Regions from separate parts of the Homo sapiens genome. Here region 2 is linked to region 1. A link is an interaction called in ENCODE POLR2A ChIA-PET data of the cell type or tissue named here. Cell type or tissue: A673. All regions are shown on one strand. Each heading gives the region's core, and the rest is flanking DNA. Links, peaks and the distances in the headings are about the cores only.

Region 1 (2,919 bases), core at 192-2,691:
TTCATGAATGTGACTTTCGACGGCTGCATACTATTCTACCATTTGTTAACCACATTTCCCCAGCCATTCCCCTACTGTTGGCTGTTTAGGATGAACCCAATTTTTACTTCAGTTTGTGAGTAAATATGTAATGACTACCCTGAGACTAAATGATTGTCAGCATTTTATCTCTTTATCTCTCCCTAGTGCAGGAGCCCACAAACGTTTTGGTAAAAGGTCCAGGTAGTAACCATTTCAGGCTGCATGGTCTCTTACAGCTACTTACCTGTTCCTTTGCAGAGTCAAAACAGCTGTAGACAATATGTAGATGAATGGACATAACTGGGTTTCAGTAAAGCTTTATTTACTCAGACAGAATTTGGTCTACAGCCATAGTGTGTCAACTCCTGTTTTAGTGTATTCAATTTGATGCTTATAGGTTTCAAAACTTTTTTGGAATTAGGAAGGTAATTAATGAGAAATCAATTGCAGTATTCTCTCCAAATGAGTCCTTTATAGGTAATAGGTCCAAACAGCCTCACTGGCAGCAGTTGCCAGCCAGCCTGGAGAACAGAGGATGGTTCCAAGCCTGTGGCTCTCTTGGTAGGGTCAGACAGGCCATCTCCCAGGCTGTAAAGCCCCAGGGAAACCATCACCTGGCCCTGAGCAAGTGCAACTGTGACATTATTTACCCACATGTCAGCTCTGTTTACCAAGAATAATTATAAAGAGCCTCACCCATGTTTGTACCTGTGTATGCCAGACCATCACTAGTTCTAGCCTCCAGCCAGCCAGGTAACAAGCCAGAAAAGCAGAGCAAGGGAAAAAATGTGGTGAAACGAGTCCAGCTGTCTTCACAGAGCTCAATCCTCCAGTTCTTAGTGGCTGGGTTCCACCTCCTCAAACCCAGTTCCTTTGAAAGTTTGAAGTAAAACAAGCTGATGATGAGAATCACTGAACCTCTGATTTTTTGATCATTTCAAACCCCTTTGTAGCTGTTGCGTGTGTACCTCAAAGGGAGAGGATGTTTGCGTGTTTCTAAGTAGTGCCAAAAATTCATGTTTGTGCATGTATATGCACACAGAATTGTGGGTGAATTCCCTCACTCTAGGAATAATCAAAAGGTAGCTTAGAAGTAAGGGTGTTCATATATTTTCATGGGTGTAAGAAGTGCAAATAGTTGGCATTAAAGCCCCCATCAGCCTGCCTCTTTCCAGGGCAGGGAGAACATTTTCAGATGGCCATGCTCTGAATTAGAGTAGCGTGAAATGTTTCCTAAAACACTAGGAGGTAGTTTCTGAACATGTACCGCCATTATGACAACTATAATATTGAGTAAAAAGCCAGACAGGCCTTTTATATTGTAACCTGAGATGTGATTTTTTTTTTTTTAAGGCTGTATCAGGGTTGTCTCAAGTTCTCTGGCTGTGAACTTCAACTTATTTATAATTTATTGCTCATGAGGAAGAGCTAATTTGGGGTTATTATATTTTGTCTTGAAGCTGATATTTGAGTGAGTAGCAGACTCATGGCCCACCCACTCTAGGGTTTGCCAACGATAGATTTGCTTCTTTATCCTTAAAGTCAGTTGAGGAATTTTAGAGGGGAGAAGACAAATGTTGGTAGAAAAATGTTAACTTAATAATATGGGCAAAGATCAGATTTCCCTCTTTCTGGCTGCCTCCTGCTTGGAATCCTTTTGTTGACTTCTTGAAACTTCCTGTGATTTATAGAACCCCTTTCCTGTAGGCCGAATGCCTTTTGATTAAGAAGCGAACCACAGCTCCGAAACCACAGAGACAGCTGGTGTTTGAATTACCCGGAACACTTACTGCTATTTTCCGCTTTGTTGTGCGAAGACACGTCATTTTCATGCCACAAGTTGCCCCAAACACAAGCTGGCACACCACTGCCCAAGACAACTGCTGCTCCATCTTCTGTGTGCCTTTGACCCTCAGAGTTCTTAAAGAAGACAGTCTTTGGACTTCTTAAATGGGTGGGTGGGTGGGAGAGTGTATTCTGGATTCTTTCCCACTCTAAAATTCAGTGATTATTTAAGACACTGGGATCCTGCCAATATCAACTATTTAGAATAGGGATTCCAAGGGAGCGTGGGGGGATCTGTGTCCCTAGAGGACCAAATCAGGGTGTGGGGTGGTTGGGGTTGGTGGTGGTGGTGGGAAATGGGGTGTGTGTGTTTAAAACAAATCAGGGATTACCCCTATTGGTCAGATTTTTGATGTAGTTTTTATTTCAAAGAACAGTAAAAGAGAACATGCTGTTTTCATTGGTCAAAGGGGAGCGTAGGTAAAGAAAGGTTGAGAAGCACTCATGTGGAATGACTAGACCAAGCTTACAAATGGGAAAACACATATTAATATATATTGGATGATCTCTGCTCTCAGGCCCTTCTAGGCCTCTGATGTGTCTAGAATCACCAGTATTGGAGCCCTTCCTGTGAGACAGATTGACCATCAGGACTCAGTAAATGTGTCTGTGGCACCTGGGAGGGAAAGCAGATTGAGGCATCATCACTCAGGAAGGTAAAAAGGGCCTCGTGTTATCACTGGGCTTGGAAAGCAGATCCCTATCAGCCTGGGACATGGGCAGGTGGGTTTTTGATACAGAGGGAGGTAATAGTCTAATGTAGGGGTTGGCAGACTACAGCCTATGGGCCAATCTGGCCCACTGCCAGCTTTTGTAAATAAAGTTTTATTGGAACACAGCCATGCCCATTTGTTTACATATTGTCTCTGGCTGCTTTTGCACTACAATGGCAGAGCTCAGTTGTTGAGACAGACTGTGTGACCTCCAAAATGAAAATACTTTCTGTCTAGTGTATTATAGAAAAAGTTTGTCAACCCCTGCTCCAGTGTATGGGTCAGAGGAGAATATTCTGGATGGTTGTCAAGAGGGAAGATGATGCATAGTGAGAGAGCA
Region 2 (2,919 bases), core at 120-2,619, 410 kb before region 1:
AGTGGCCCCAGAGCCACAGAAGGAATTAACAAGTGTTCTGCTTCATTTTTCCAGGCTCCGTGCTGTGGACAGGCCTCCTGGACAAGCCCTCAAATGAGTTCTGCAAATGGGCTTCCAAAATCAATAGGCTGCAAAAATCTATCTGGCCTGCAAAATCTTCCTCAGTCTCCTTCACATCCATCAATGCCCCCCTCTCCCTGGCGCAGGCATGTCCCTCCGCTCCGCACTGCTTGGCGGTCACAGCACTGGCCTGGGATCTGGCAGGTTAGCTCAAAGCTGCAAATATGGGGACCTGTGAAATGATACCAGAAGCGAGCCATAAAAAAAGCTTGAACAAACACATCTCTGTGGGAATCGTTCCGGGCCTGCTGGTGCTCGTGGCTACCCTCAGCTATTGAGATGTTGCCTTTCCCTCTTTGGGTGTGGTCCTAGAGAGTTGAATGTCTTCCAGTTACTGTTTAGGTCTTGCTTCATAATATTAACAGCTACCATTTATTGAGCAAATGCTGTGTGCCAGGCATGGTTCTCTGAACTTCAGAACCATTAGTCCTCTCCTTAAAAAACAAACAACAACAAAAAACAGCCCTAAAGTATTGGCCCTGTTTTACAAATGAGGAAACTGAGACTCAGAGAAGTATTAAACTTGCCCAAGTGAAAAATGAGCTTTATGGCTTAGCTGGGATTCTAACACAATTCTGTCTTCCTGGGAAGCCTGCGCTGGTTTCATGTTACAGAAGCAGAGACTTTGAAGAGCCAATCAAACCGAGGTGTGAAGTCAGAATCATTGCCTCTGCCATGTCCCCGCCATCATTTCTCAAGTCCAGGCTCTCTCTAAAGCCTTTATCCGTCTCCCAACAAGAGGTGAGACTGTCTATTGTCTATCCCCCGACGTGGCACACAGAAGCAGGTGTTGGTGAATTTCTGTCATCTCCTGGACCAGAGGGAGAGTCCATCACAGGAAGAGAATGAGCTGTTGGTATTGCAACTGACCCACCCCAAACACTGCCCCTGTGGTGTAGGGCTTACTAAATACTGAATCCATGAATAAGCCCGCCATTCCAATAGCCCGCTACCTCTGTCTAAGATGAGTCCAGATCACTAGGTGGAAGCACACCTCAGTTTAGGGAACTGCATCGTTAATTTTTGGAAACAGCTGGAGTTCCATGTTGAACCTGTGTATACAAAGCCAGCTCAGAGCTCCATGGTCACTTGCAATGGAAGAGAGTTTTTATTATGTAAGCAGAATGTATTTTTGAACTAACTGGTTTTCCTGAAGGCATTCAATTCTTAGGGTTGTATTTTACCGCGAAAATTATAATGGGTTATTGAGAGCAAGCTGTACATTTCTAATCTGACAGGCAATTGGAAATATGCATGCTGAGAATGAAAAGCATGTTGCCGTGTTTATGGAAAACGGAGACACTCTTGTGATTAAGGACTGCTACATGGAACTCATCGCCAGGGTTTGTCTACTGCGGTTGAGTAGAAGAAACAAAACAAACAGCTCTGGACACATGGAGAGCCATCCATCCCACCCCTTACTGTGAGGAAATGGTAGACGTCAAGCTGTGACTTCAAAAGGAAATCCCCGTTTTGTCTTGCCAATGGGACGTGAAGACTAGTTAAGCAATTACATCCAAGCTGTACCTTGATTTTGCATTCATCTGAGCTATTCGCGGAACTCAGTGGTGAGTTTTCTGGTAAAAATGGCTCTAGAATTACAAAAATTTCAGTTCACAGATACTTGAAAATGTTACATTGCAAAAAAACTCAGTATTCTAAAACTAACTGTTCAAGTTGGGAGACAGCCAAACAAAGATTGAAAACCAAGCCTCCGGCTGTTGGTAAACCCAAGGACCCTGGTACGTTTACTGCGGGATGATACTGGAGGTGCATCCAGGCTATCCGAGAGGTCTTCCTCGTGCACAGAGCTCTACTGAGCACCTGGGGAGGGGGCATGGTAGGACTGGAAGAGGCGACCTGCAGGACTGGCCCAGCTAAGTTCCCCACTTTAGCTCCCTCCCTCAAGGCCCGCAGCCACTCATCAGCATGCCCAACTCAGGCCTGCCTCAGGGCCTTTGCACTGACATTGCCTCTGCCTGGCTCGCTCTTCCCCCAGCTCCTGCTATGGCTCACTCCTTACCATTCAGGTCTCTGCTCAAATATCCTCTCCTCTGAGAGCCTTTCCCAGCCACACTATCAAATCAGTTCCTCTTCCTCCTCTCAGCCTTTGCCCGTGACCCTCTTCTATTTTTCTCATAGTAGTTGTCACAATGTGAAGTGATATTATGTATTCATCTGTGCACTTGTTTCCTTTATTCTCTGCCTCACCCATTGGAGTGCAGTGCTGTGAGAGCAGAGATCACTCTTGTTTAGGGTTGTAGACCCAGGTCTCAGAAGAGGGCTGGCTTCTGGGGTCAGGAACCCCTTTGGCCTCTGATGAAGCCCATGGACCTTTTCTCAGAATAATGCTTTTAATTTTTTTTTATTTCAATAGGTTTTTGGGGGAACAAATGATGTTTGTTCACTACTTGTTACATGGTTAACTTACATGGATAAGTTCTGAACTTACATGGATAAGTTCTTGAGTGGTGATTTCTGAGATTTTGGTGTGCTCATCACCCAAGCAGTGTACACTGTACCCAATGTGTAGTCTTTTATTCCTTCTACCCTTCTAGTCCCCAAAGTCCATTGTATCACTTATGTCTTTGTGTTCTCATAGCTTAGCTCCCACTTATGAGAACAGATGATGTTTTGTTTTCCATTCCTTACTTTACTTAGAATAACGGTCTGCAACTCTATCCAGGTTGCTGCAAATGCCATTATTTTGCTCCTTTTTATGGCCAAGTAGTATTCCATGATGTATATATACGACATTTTCTTTATTCACCTGTTGATTGATGGGCATTTGGGCTGGTT

The links. Peaks named below come from ENCODE experiments on the same cell type or tissue, not always from the same donor. Only the 100,000 strongest peaks of a DNase experiment are listed, where the experiment ranks them.
Region 2: POLR2A ChIA-PET joins it to region 1 with 5 read pairs; 1 of 35 experiments calls an interaction of 5 or more read pairs at or near these places.

The regions. Positions count from the first base shown.
Region 1 is chr10:121,243,810-121,246,728 of GRCh38, reverse strand. All of the region lies in intron 1 of LOC105378523 (a long non-coding RNA gene), which reads left to right. Among named protein-coding and RNA genes, the nearest start is that of LINC01153, 67 kb to the right of the region's middle. In A673, for the core only: no CTCF peak of the experiment used is centred there; a DNase peak (open chromatin) is centred at 1,658; H3K4me3 peaks cover 643 bases; H3K27ac peaks cover 1,857 bases.
Region 2 is chr10:121,652,949-121,655,867 of GRCh38, reverse strand. No RefSeq gene overlaps it. Among named protein-coding and RNA genes, the nearest start is that of FGFR2, 56 kb to the right of the region's middle. In A673, for the core only: no CTCF peak of the experiment used is centred there; a DNase peak (open chromatin) is centred at 1,547.